Linked DNA regions of Homo sapiens: region 1 is linked to region 2. Evidence: chromatin contacts called from ENCODE Hi-C data. All regions are on one chromosome and are shown on one strand. Each heading gives the region's core, a stretch centred on a gene start or an enhancer-like site at or near the end of the contact. The rest is flanking DNA. Distances are from core to core; before and after follow the strand shown.

The links. A loop is a pair of places that touch in the nucleus more often than their neighbours do. Pooled maps may share reads with other maps.
Region 1: a pooled map shows a loop between it and region 2 (17-fold over the local background). The contact joins the promoter of TVP23B here to the promoter of FAM83G in region 2. A Hi-C loop is called at or near these places in 8 of 50 pooled maps.

Annotation. Positions count from the first base shown.
Region 1 is chr17:18,777,498-18,783,682 of GRCh38, forward strand. TVP23B (trans-golgi network vesicle protein 23 homolog B) reads left to right here and starts at 3,686. Exons shown (of 7, transcript NM_016078.6): 1 at 3,686-3,808. The coding sequence starts at 3,797. FBXW10 (F-box and WD repeat domain containing 10) reads left to right here. Exons shown (of 14, transcript NM_001267585.2): 14 at 978-1,852. The coding sequence ends at 1,801.
Region 2 is chr17:19,002,285-19,008,818 of GRCh38, forward strand. It overlaps FAM83G (family with sequence similarity 83 member G), which reads right to left and starts at 2,480. Exons shown (of 6, transcript NM_001039999.3): 1 at 2,425-2,480; 2 at 1,236-1,885. The coding sequence starts at 1,757. All of the region lies in intron 9 of SLC5A10 (solute carrier family 5 member 10), which reads left to right. RefSeq lists silencers at 2,352-2,651, 4,172-4,466.

The sequences.
Region 1 (6,185 bases), core at 2,436-4,935, 220 kb before region 2:
TTGTGTGAATCATAAATGAGATGTGAAGGTCATTCCCAACTTCACATTTTCTTTTTTTTTTTTTGAGACTGAGTCTTGCTCTGTCGCCCAGGCTGGAGTGCAGTGGCGCGATCTTGGCTTACTGCAAGCTCTGCCTCCTGGGTTCATGCCATTCTCCTGCCTCAGCCTCCCGAGTAGCTGGGACTACAGGCGCCCGCCGCCATGCCGGGCTAATTTTTTGTATTTTTAGTAGAGACGGGGTTTCACCGTGTTAGCCAGGATGGTCTGGATCTCCTGACCTCGTGATCCACCCTCCTGGGTCTCCCAAAGTGTGGGGATTACAGGCGTGAGCCACCGCGCCCGGCCTCAACTTCACATTTTCAAAAATATGTGTAGCATTGAAATCACATCTGTTGCATTCAAAATATGCTCACTTAGAGGCTAATATACTCTTTACTCAATACTAGCATTTTATTAAAAACTTGTTTTATTGGCCGGCTGCGGTGGCTCATGCCTGTAATCCCAGCACTTTGGGAGGCCGAGGCGGGTGGATCACGAGGTCAGGAGATCGAGGCCATCCTGGCTAACACGGTGAAACCCTGTCTCTACTAAAAAAAATACAAAAAATTAGCCAGGCATGGTGGCGGACGCCTGTAGTCTCAGCTACTTGGGAGGCTGAGGCAGGAGAACGGCGTGAACCCGGAAGGCAGAGCTTGCAGTGAGCAGAGATCATGCCACTGCACTCCAGCCTGGGTGACAGAGCGAGACTCCGTCTCAAAAACAAAAACAAACAAACAAAAAAATTTGTTTTATTAAATTGTTTCTAGTATCAGCATTTCTAATACCACTCAGGGTGCCTGCCTGTATGATGGCATACCTGTTGGGCAACAAAGACCTCAATGTGCTTCGAAGTTTGAATGCCCAAGTACTTAATGCATACGTACTTAATATTTTTCATAGAACGCCGATTTTTTAAAATTTTCTTTTTTTTGAAAAAGCAGATGATGTGGAGAAAGCACAAAAACAAGGACAATTGGAAACTCCTGGAAAACTGCCCAGTCACCCAAAGAAAAAGTCTTGGAAAATCCCTATGTCACCTGACCAATTCCTCCTGACTGTTAGCGCCCTGCAGCACGCCCATAATTCCGGGGAATTTGCCTATCCCTGTAGGCCCCAAACAGAAATTACTGATGTCTGGGGACCTTCAATTTCATACCCAAGGAAGGTCTTGAATTTCAAAGGAAAATCAATCCAACGTGCAGTTGATCGGTTGAGATTGAGCAATCCTCCTATAGATGTGAAACGAACCAGTATTCCCCTTGAAATCCAGAAACTGCAGCCCAACTTGAAGATCTCTTTGCACAGTCCTAGAGTCCAGTCCACCATACCCCAGCCCATGATTATCCGCTCCAGGTTCTCTGGCAGCTTAAAGGGTGGAGACCAAGTGACCAGTTCAATTGAAAGGGCTGTGTGCAGTACGGGTCCCCTGACCAGTATGCAGGTCATTAAACCAAACCGCATGCTAGCTCCACAAGTGGGCACAGCCACCCTGTCTCTTAAGAAAGAACGGCCTCGCATCTATACAGCCCTTGATCCTTTTAGAGTGAACACTGAGTTCGTGCTGTTGACCGTGAAGGAGGAGAAGGAGCACCAGGAAGCCAAGATGAAGGAATATCAGGCCAGGGAGTCCACTGGAGTGGTTGATCCAGGAAAAGTCAGCAAAGCTGCATGGATCAGGAAGATCAAAGGCCTGCCTATTGATAATTTCACGAAGCAAGGGAAAACAGCGGCCCCTGAACTTGGACAAAATGTATTTATCTAAACCAGCCTTGGGAAATTACAATGTTTTACAATAAACAGAAAGCCAAGCGGATGTTGCTATTTGGCCTTTTTTTTTTTTTTTTTGACTGTTTCTTCCTGGTAATTAATGTGGGAACTCCCAGTTATCTTCCTCTGAGCCAAATATTTGATATCATCAAAATAAGAAAACAGAAGGAGGTTGGGCGAGATTAGCATCTGTAGTCCCACTGAAAACAATTTAGTGAGCATTAGGAAAGCCCAGTTTCGTTGATGGGGGATGGGGAGATGATCACTGGAAATTAGATACCATTCATCACTACCAATTTAGTGCTATTAGTTCTTCTGGCAAATGAAGTTATGGGATTATATCAGGGTCATGCATTGGTGTTTTCTGGTATTTTTGCACAGAAGCCTGATAAAACCCATTAAGAATTTAAAAGGGGAAGCCCTCAGTGGGGTGGACCTGTTGCATTTGACAACATTGAGCTTTTCCTTCTCAGGGCTAACTCCTAAGGAAGAGAATTAGCATATTTATCCTCTGTACAAAGAGGGCCAGTAACATCAAGTGCATTGAGGTTTCTGCTTAAACCTTTGGACTATGGTGCAGGGACCAGGTAATTTAGAAGAGTGCAGCCCACTACAAGAGCTATGGCCCATTAGAAAGTTCAAGCCTTGACCAGGTGCGGTGGCTCACGCCTGTAGTCCCAGCACTTTGGGAGACTGAGGCGGGTGGCTCACCTGAGATCAGGAGTTTGATACCAGCCTGACCATCGTGGTGAAACCTCGTTTCTACTAAAAATACAAAATTAGCTTTAAAAATTAGCTATTAAAAATTAAAAGACGATAATGAATTCAAACACAATGTCTTAAAAAACCAAAAACTACGAAAAACAACACAAAACTCCACAGCACTGAGTGGACCACTGAAAACCTGCCATGGGCAGGCTGGACGTACAGGCCCCAAATTTGTTAGCTTTTCATCTCCAAGGGCACGAATGCAATTGTGCTGCCGAAATGTCTTGCCTTTAGAAACGCGTGTGTGTGTTTTCCCCCTTTCATTATTAGAATATCAGGTTTTAAATGGCACTGGCAATCAGCCACGTAAAATTTGTGATTTTAATAGAATCCCTTCAATTAAGGACACGTGCAAATACCACTATGCCAACAGCAGTCTGACTCGGCCAGACAGATAGGATATTGTCATCATCACCGCTTCAAAGATGACTTAACGCCCCTTAATTTCACATCCTTTGTTCAGGCAAGATCACAGCATGAGCGGCTGGACTTAAAACTGTAGTAAGTATAACGTCTCCCATTTACTAGATACTTACACTGTAAGGAAACCATTATCACCCCCACTTTACAACTGATGAAAGAAGTACATAAAGGTTGGTGATATGATTGGCAATAGAGTTCCCAGGCGCCTAAGCTCCAGGGCGCAAGGTCTCAACTCCTGGCGTCTAAGTTTATACCTCCCATAATAATACCGTCCATTAGTTACTCTAGAGTCCTCCTGCCTTGTTTTTCTTAACGTTTTACTTCTCTGCAAGAACATATTTTAAAAAGTTGCTTCTACAATTTAAAGTACAAAAGTAATACTGTACAGGAGTAAGTCTTTGTAAAATATTTAAAGAAAATTATATTATACAATAAAACCCCGCCCCCCTGCATTCGGGGCAGCGACACTGGGGGAACGACTTTAGAATTTGCATTGGGTGGACAGCAAATACTTCCGTAAAACAGACCATGAAGCTTTCCACTTAGAGCCCACTGTGGCCCCAATACCTTTCCCTTTCGCTCCTGCTCCAGGCTCCGCCTCCGCCGTGTCCGGGCCGCTCGCCCCGCCCCCGCTCGCCCCGCCCCTGGATTTGCTCCCTCAAAGCGGAAGTGAGGCCGGACTGAGGCTCTTACAGTGGTCCCTGCTGGCCCTTGGTGACGGGTCGCCTCAGTTCCGACCCGGACCCGTACGCTGCTGCGCTGACGTGGCTCCCGGAAGTAGGGCTGGCGTAGGGCCGCCATGTTGCAGCAGGTGAGGGGCTGAGGGCTCGCTGGGAGGGTGGCGGCTCCTGGGACTGGCTCTGCAGGTTCCGTGGGACTGGAGCCCGCGTCCCCCGCGCCCGCTACTCGAACTCGAGGAGGAGCGGGGCGGCCGGGAGTGGAGGGCTGTGGGTAGTTGTCTGAGGAGGGCTGCTGGGGGTTCTGAGGCCGCTGGGGGCGGCGTGACCCGTGCGGCGCAGAGCAAGTACTTCTTGCGGCTGTGGGGACGCCCATTGTTAACCAGCGCGAGTGGGGGTCTCTCTTTCCTCAACCCTTATTGCCGGGGTGGAGTTGAGGAGGAGCGGCCTGCGGGCCTCTTAGCTTCCTGACACCCAGGGGTGCGATGCTATTTTGTAGGAATCGGCGACACCGCCAGAGCCTCGCTTTCAAATTGCTGTTTCCAAACTAATGTTGTTGGTGATTCTCTCCTTTGTGCTCTTAGAGTTAATTGTAGTCCACATGTTGGCAACCAGAGACTCGTAAGATTAATAATATTTTTAGAAAAAACTACTGTTTATGGTCACTTAGATTGTCTTAAGTGTTTTTTTCTTTCGGTTCACACAAAATTTGTTGAGGGATTACTATGACTCAGACACGGTTGTAGGCCCAGGGATAGGGTTGTGACCAGTACAGACAGGTTTCTTGCCCCGTATTTTTGGGTTAGGGAAGTGGGTTCTAGGAGATGGGGGTTGGGTGGGGAGACACGATAAATTGTATAACCAAAGATATTTTCAGATAATTGCAAAGGCAGGGTGATGAAATAACAAGTGTCTGAGGATAGGACAACTAAGATTTATGGTCAGGAAAGACTGCTTATGAGGAGATGCCTTGAGTGGAGAAAATCTAATAATGGTTAAATTCAGCTGTATTACAGGAAAGGTGTCCCGATCCAGACCCGAAAAGAGGGTCCTTGGCCGGGCGTGGTGACTCAGGCCTGTAATCCCAGCACTTTGGGAGGACGAGGTGGGTGGATCATGAGGTCAAGAGATCGAGACCATCCTGGCCAACTTGGTGAAACCCTGTCTCTACTAAAAATACAAAAATTAGTTGGGCGTGATGGTGCACGCCTGTAGTCCCAGCTACTCGGGAGGCTGAGGCAGGAGAATCGCTTGAACTGGGGAGGCTGAGGTTGCAGTGAGCCGCGGGCCACTGCACTCCATCCAGCCTGGCTACAGAGGGAGACTCCGTCTCAAACAAAACAAAAAAAGTCTTGGATCAGGCAAGAAGGAATTCAGGGTGAGTCCACAGTGCAAAGTGAAAGCAAGTTTATTAAGAAAGTAAAGGAGTGGCTACTCCATAGAGCAACCTGGAGGGCTGCTGGTGGCCCATTTTTATGGGTATTTCTTAGTGGTATGGTTAACAAGGGGTGGATTATTCATTCCTCCCCTTTTAGATCATAGAGAGTAACTTCCTGATGTTGCCATGGCATTTGTAAACTGGCATGGCGCTGATGGGAGTCTAGTAGTGAGGACGACCAGTGGTCACTCTCGTGGCCATCTTGGTCTTGGTGGGTTTTGGCTGGCTCCTTTATTGCAACCTGTTTTTTCAGCAAGGTCTTTATGACCTGTATTTTGTGCCGACCTCACATCTCATCCTGTGATTTAGAATGCCCTGTCTGGGAATGCAGCCCAGTAGGTTTCAGCCTCATTTTACCCAGCTCCTATTGAAGATGGAGTTGTTCAGGTTCACATGCTTCTGACATTTGAACCTGCGCCCAGGCCGGATGAGGCTGGAGAAACACAACAATGTTGACTGTTCCCACTATTTATTTATTTATTGATTGATTGATTGATTCATTCATTCATTTATGAGACGGAGTTTCACTCTTGTTGCCCAGGCTGGAGTACAATGGTGTGATCTCGGCTCACTGCAACCTCTGCCTCCCGGCTTCAAGCGATTCTTCTGCCTCACCCTCCAGAGTAGCTGGGATTACAGGCGCCTGCCACCACGCCCGGCTAATTTTTGTATTTTTAGTAGAGATGGGGTTTCACCATATTAACCAGGCTGGTCTTGAGCTCCTGACCTCAGGTGATCCACCCGCCTCAGCCTTCCAAAGTGCTAGGATTACAGGCGTGAGCCGCCAGGCCCGGCCGACGGTTCCCACTTGATAAATTTGTGACGTGAACCTCAGTCGAGCCCTTAGTGCTGCCAGGCGGTCATTCTACATTTCCATAGCCCCTTCACCCTCTCGCCTTAGGCAACTATTAAAACTCAAATCTTCAACGTTTCTTCTCTTATCCTCTCTCAGCTGGTAACGTTGCTTCTTGTTTCACTGAAAATGGAAGCCGTCGGAAGACAATTTTCACACTAGCTGCCTAGTTGCATGTTTACTCAGGGTCTCATATTCTTTTATGATAATTGGACTGTTA
Region 2 (6,534 bases), core at 1,230-3,729:
GCCAGGGGCCAGGCGCCCCCACCCAGCTAGCTGACCCAACTGGTCCCCTTGTTGGGCAGGGACTCCACCTTCCTGGAAACTGGGGCCAGGGCCAGGGGCCACCTCACCAGTTCTTGACCCACGTCTGGTTTCTCTGCCCACGAACTTCCCCAAGGCCCTGTCAGTTAGCCAGGATGGTCCCCGAAGCCAGCATTCTGGTCTTCTGCAATTGGCTGCCCTGCTCTGGGACTGGAAGTATAAAGGGATTAGACCCAGCTAGGAACACCTCATCCCACAACCTGAGGCCCAGACCTGGCTTCAGAATCCTTCTCAACACAGCTCACTAGGTAAGCTTTATCTATCAAATTAAGATGTGCTTGGAAACGATGAGAAGGTACTTACGTGCAGCAGGCATTAGCACCTGCTCATGGTCACAACTGTCCAGCAGTGGCCTAGCTGTCTCTGCAAATGGCAAGCACCCCTTCTCAGAATGTGTGACGGTGTGTCAGCCAAGAATGGCCCCCCACAGCTAGGGCACTGCATAGCCCAACAGGGGTGGAGAAGGGGAGGGCCAGAGAAGGCTTGAGGTCCCTTCCGGTGGCAAAATTCAGGTGGACAATGCTCAGGTGGACTCACTCCACTTCCACAGATGAGGACCACACCTCCCTCACCCAAGCATCCTGGCCTGGAAAGTTTCCACCATTGCAAAGCTCACAAAGAGGCTCAGAGAGGGTGTGCAATCTGCTCCCAGTTGCTCAGCACAGCTAGGAAACAGGCAGTGTTGAACAAGGACCTCCAGGCCAGTCTCAGATGGACTTGGACCATGCCTATTCCCTCACCCCACAACAAAAGCTCTCCCCACCAGAGAGCTCATGGTGTGTGCGCGCCTTTACAGTGAATCAGAGCCACTCTAAGGGAGAGTGAGAGGAAGCCCTGGGGTTCCTCCCCTCCCCACTCCACCCTATCTCGGTGCCTTCTTCTGGGGAACCAGAAACACCCTCCAACAATAAAGAGGCCCTTTGAGACGGGGCAGCCCACTGTCACCTGCTAGGACCTGGGAACCCTACCCTGCAAAGAAACTGCGGATCCCCACGAAGGTGGGGAGGAAACCTCCACCCAAGAGGCAGCCAGGGAAAACAGCAGAGATCCCTAGAAGCCCATGTTGGGCTCCCGTTTTGGGCTCTGAGTGAGCCTGTATTGAGAGGGGTCCGGTGGCTGGTTGGGCCATGGCTCCAGGAGTCCCCGCGCTGCCTCACCTTCTGTGCCTGGCTGATCATCTTCCGCACCACCTCTTTGATGTGGGCCTGCCCGTCTATGGGGGGCTGCATGTAGACGCTAGCCCGGGTCACGCCGCGGTAGGCGATGGTGTCGGGCCAGCCCAGGTCCAGCTGCGGGATGGAGCGGTCCGACTTCTGGGGCCAGTACTCCAGGGAGGGCAGCGGCTCGGCCTCGATGGGGACCCCATCCGCCCCGCTGGCTTCCTCGCCGTCGCCGACCCCATTGTCCTCGGGCCCCTGAGAGGGGCCCGTGCCCCGAGGGTCCTCAGAGCCCGGGTCGTACACCTCGATGGTCTCCAGGATGCGCTTGAGCTCCAGCTCCGAGAGGAAGTCTCGGATGTTCTCCCGCTTGAGCACCTCGTAGAAGGCGTCCCGGCCGCGGGCCACCAGGGCCTCCAGCGCCAGCCGCTGCTCCTCGCTGTAGAAGAACTCAGGCTTGGACTCGCTGGAGCGCCAGTTCACATGGTTGTCGTCCAGACACTGCACCTGAGAGAAGGCCATGGCGCCGCCTGCCCGGGCACTGCTGCCGGGGGTGGGTGGGCAAGGTCCAGCTCCTAGCTCCGGCCCAGCTGGGGCACCGCGCGCTCGGGGGCCTCTCCGCGGCCTCTGCTTCTCTGCCCATGAGCAATCTGCGGGAAAGACCTGATGAGCCCGGCTCGGCGGGGAGGGCGGGCCGCGCGGGGAGGGGCGGCGGGGGCGGGGCCGGGAACTCAGGTGGGCGTGGGAAGGACGGGGCTGGGGCTGGGGCTGGGAAGATGAGGTGGGGGCACTGGACTGGGATGGGAAGAAAGTAAGGGATCGGAACAGCGGTGAGGGAGCGGTGGGCCACGTCCCAGGGCTCAGCGTGCCTCTACGTGCAGGGAACCCATATCCCAGATTTCCGGAGCTGCCTGAAGTCCTCGCAACTTCTGAGGGAAACTAGGGCAGCCGGGGAACTTCCCAGTAGCTTCTTAGAGTGGGAGGCGGCCCCGGCACAGAGGCGCCCCGCAAACCGAGGGCTTCCGGGTAAGGGAGGGGTCTTAAAATTTCCGGGTGCCGGCAACCCAGGAGGCCTGCCCGGAGGAGGCTGGGGCTCTGGGAGGGGTCCAGGAGACCCAGAAACGCGGTTGCGGGGCGGCGACGCCCCGCGAGACCCGGGATCCGGGGGGCGCGGCCGGGACTTGCTTACCGAGCGGGCGCTGGCGGAGCGGGGCGCACACGCGGCGGCTGCGGCGGCGGCGCGAGGCTGGGCGGGGGCGCGCCGGTGACTCAGGGCCGCCCCGCTTACCCCGCCGCCGCCACCTGCGGTCACGTGCCGCCCGGGGCGGGGCCGGAAGCTGATTCACCCCTCGACAGACAGACAGACCTGGGGCGGACGCACTGCCCACGGTCCCCTGGTGCCCGAATTCCGAAAATATCAGAGGCCTAAGCCCAAGAGCTCCTGGAACACCCATCCCAGAGAGGGACAGTGTTCTCCCTGAGGTCACACAGCGGGTCAACAGCCTTGGCACCCCCCTGTGCCCCCAGGGTCTGTTGGTGATCCTGGATCAACCCTGGCTGTGCCCAGTTTCGCCGGCGTGGCGGGAAGTCCGTGCGGCTGTATAGATACCCAGCTGTCCAGTTGTGGAAACAGGTCTAGGGTACTGGGCTGGGAGCCCCCAGGCAGGGATAGGGCACTGACTGACCCAAACTCAGGGCTTTCCTGAGCAGATACCCAGTTCTCAGTCCTAAGCCCTGATCCCCTCTGGGAGGGGTCCCCGGACTGCTTCTGCGTGGCGGGCAGCACCCGACCTGAACCCTAGGGCAGGGAGGGGCCAAGAGGGCCGCTGTGGGCTGGGGTCAGGCCCAGCTCTCTGCTGAGCGTCCCCTGGGGTTGGGACCCTGGTTATGGGGAGCGTGGAGACCACATCTGAAGGCAGGCTTTGAGGGTGGGACAGCAAAGCCCATTAAATCTGGCCCAACAAACAGCCCCCACCCCATCGCGTGCCGCAGCCAGTCTGCCCGGCACCAGGCCCAGCCCTTCCTCCCATCCCCCATACTTGCTCTGGATCTGGATGGGGCTGGTTTGGGTCCCGTAAGGATGCTGCTTCCGTAGGCTGGTGACATCTCTAGGCCTTGTGCCCTCAAACCCCCCCCCTCCAAGGCCTTCTCCACCATTCATGGCCCATCAGGACTCCTTGCCTCTGAGTCCACTGCCCTGGGCAATGACTAGCCTCCTAGGCCCAGCATCCTTGTGGTCCCCATCACTGACCCCTCAAGCATGAAGTCCTACACTCTGCCATATAGCCCCCCAAGGGCTTTATGCTACTGAACATAGTGGCCCCTGGGGAACAGGCACACATATTTGCATCCTCCTCCTGCCCCAGGGCCAGAGAGGGGAGGTGATCCCAGCGGGGGAGCCCTGCCTTGAGGGTCCTGAAGACCCATTTATAGCCCCTCTGCTACTGTGGATCCCCTGTAAGACCTTCTCTGAGCCGCCTCAGCTTCTCCCTGTGTTCTTACCAATGCACAGAGGCTGGAGAGTTCAGGAAGGGAGTCCAAGGCCTCACTCCCACCTCCACCACCCCAACACTTCTGCAGTTGATGAGCAGGAAGGTTGTATGCACCCAGTTTTCCCCAGTAGCGACGTTTTGCATAACTATAATACAATAATATCACAGCCAGAAAATTGACACTGGTGCAATCCACAAAGCTTATTTAGATTTCACCAGTTTTTTGTTTGTTTTGGGACAGGGTCTTGCTCTGTCACCTAGGCTGGAGTGCAGTGGTATGTACAATCATTGCTCAATGCAGCCTTGAACTCCTGGGCTCAAGCCTCAGCCTCCTGAGTAGCTGGGACCAGAGACACCATGCCCAGCTAATTTTTTTTCTTTTTTCTTTTTTCTTTTTTTTTTTTTTTTGTAGAGACAAGGCCTCACTATGTTGCTCAGACTGGTCTCAAACTCCTGGCCTCAAGTGATTCTCCCACCTTGGCCTCCCGAAGTTCTGGGATTATAGGCGTGAGCCACTGCACTGGCCAGATTTCACCAGTTTTACATGCACTCATTTATGTGTGTTATACAACCTTATTATGTGTATAGATTTGTGTAACCACCATTACAGTCAAGATACAGAACTGTTCTGTCACTACAAAGATCTCCTTCTCTGTAGCCATCCCCACACCTCCCCCGACCACCATTCCTAACTTCTGGCAACCACTAATCTATTCTACAATTCAACAATTTTGCTGTTTCAAGAATGCTATATAAATGGAAGATATAGTATATAAACTTTTGGGATTGGCCTTTTTTCCCACTTAGCATAATTCTCCAGCAAGTCATCCAGGTTGTTTCATGGATCAATGGTTTGTGCTTTTCATTGCTGACTAGTATTCCATGGTATGGATATACCACAGTTTGCTTAACCATTTCAGTGATTGAAGGATATGTGGGGTTTCCAGCTTTTGATTATTACAAATAACCTTGTTATGAGCATTCATACACATATGTATATAAACATCAGGTTTCATTTCTCTGGCATAAGTGCCCAAGAGTGTTATTCCTGGGTCCTGGTAGTTGCATGTTCAAACACTGCCAAACTTTTTCCAGAGTGGCTGTACCATTTCACATTCTCACCAACAATGTATGAGTGATCCAGTTTCTCCACATCCTTGCCAACATGTGGTGTTACCGCTATTTTTTTTTTTTTTTTTGGCCATTCTGATAGGTAGATCATATCTTATTGTGGCTTAAATTTGTGCTTTCCTGATGGCTAATGTCATTGAATCTCTTTTCATGGGCTTATATGCCATCTGTTTGTCTTTTCCTTTGAAACATTTGTTCATGTCTTTTGCCCATTTTCTAAATGGATTGTCTATTTTTTAACTCTTGAGTTTTAACTTTTTTACTTTTTTGTTTTATTAGAGATAGGCTCTTGCTCTGTTATCCAGGCTGAAGTGCAGTGGCTTAATGATAGCTCACTGCAACCTCAAATTCCTGGACTCAAGCCGTCCTCCCACTTCAGCCTCCTGAGTAGCTGGGACTACAGATGTGCACCACCATGCCTGGCTAATTGTTTTTTATTTTTAGTAGAATCATGGTCTTGCTATGTTGCCCAGGCTTATACTGTTGAATTTCAAAAGTTCTTTATATATTCTAGCTACAGGACCTTTGTTGGGTGTGTGCTCTGCAAATATTTTCTCCCAGTCAGTAGCTTGCTTTTTCATCCTCTTCGAGGTGTCTTACACAGAGCTAAAGTTTTAAATGTTGATGAGGTCCAGTTTATCAATTTTTCCTTTTATGCATCATGCTTTTGGCATCAAGTCTAAGAACTATTCACTTTGTTGAAGTCAAAATGAAAATGTAGAGATGAATCTCTATATTTAACGTTTTATTTGGGAAGAAAAATTGCAATTCAGGGCATGCACAAAGACTGGGTGGTCTTTGATGTGTCTGGAGAACACAAAGAAGGTTAGAGGTTTTCTTGAAAGCAGAAATGTTACTTAGTGCTCTTTGAGAAAGTTCCTTGGCACTGGTAAGGGTTTGGGGAGCTGAAGAGTTCTGACTGGTAAGTGATGGTGGTAAGCAAAATTAGTCCTAGATCTGTAGCAAGTTATCTCAGCAGCTATAGATAAAACTGGTTGCAGGTTGTAAAAGGGAGTTTCTTTCACCAGCCAGGCTCATAGGGAATTGCATTTTTGGAATAATGTTATGTACCCTGGGTGCTTTCCCCCACTGTCCTCTTAACTCTATTTTAGTTTTGTAGACAAGAATGATCCAATGTGTATGATCAACTTTTACAGCCTAGCCTTAGGTCCTAAAGATTTTCTCCTATTATTTTCCCCAAAAGTTTGATAGTTTTTTTTAACATTTTACATTTAAATCTGTGATCTATTTTGAGTTAATTTTTGTATAAGGTGTGAAGTTTAGATTGAGGGTAGGTTTTTGGCCTATAGATGTTCTCAGAATTCTGAGTTTTTACAGAGGAGGAGACAGCCTCACAGATTTTTTTTTTTTTTTTGATACGGGGTCTTGCACTGTTGCCCAGGCTGGCGTGCAGTGTCACGATCTCAGCTCACTGCAAGCTCCGCCTCCTGGGTTCACACCATTCTCCTGCCTCAGCCTCCGGAGTAGCTGGGACTACAGGCGCCTGCCACCACGCCCTGCTAATTTTTTGTAGTTTTAATAGAGACGGGGTTTCACCGTGTTAGCCAGGATGGTATCGATCTCCTGACCTCGTGATCTGCCCGCCTCAGCCTCCCAAAGTGCTGGGATTACAGGCGTGAGCCACCGTGCCTGGCATTATTATTATTATTATTTTT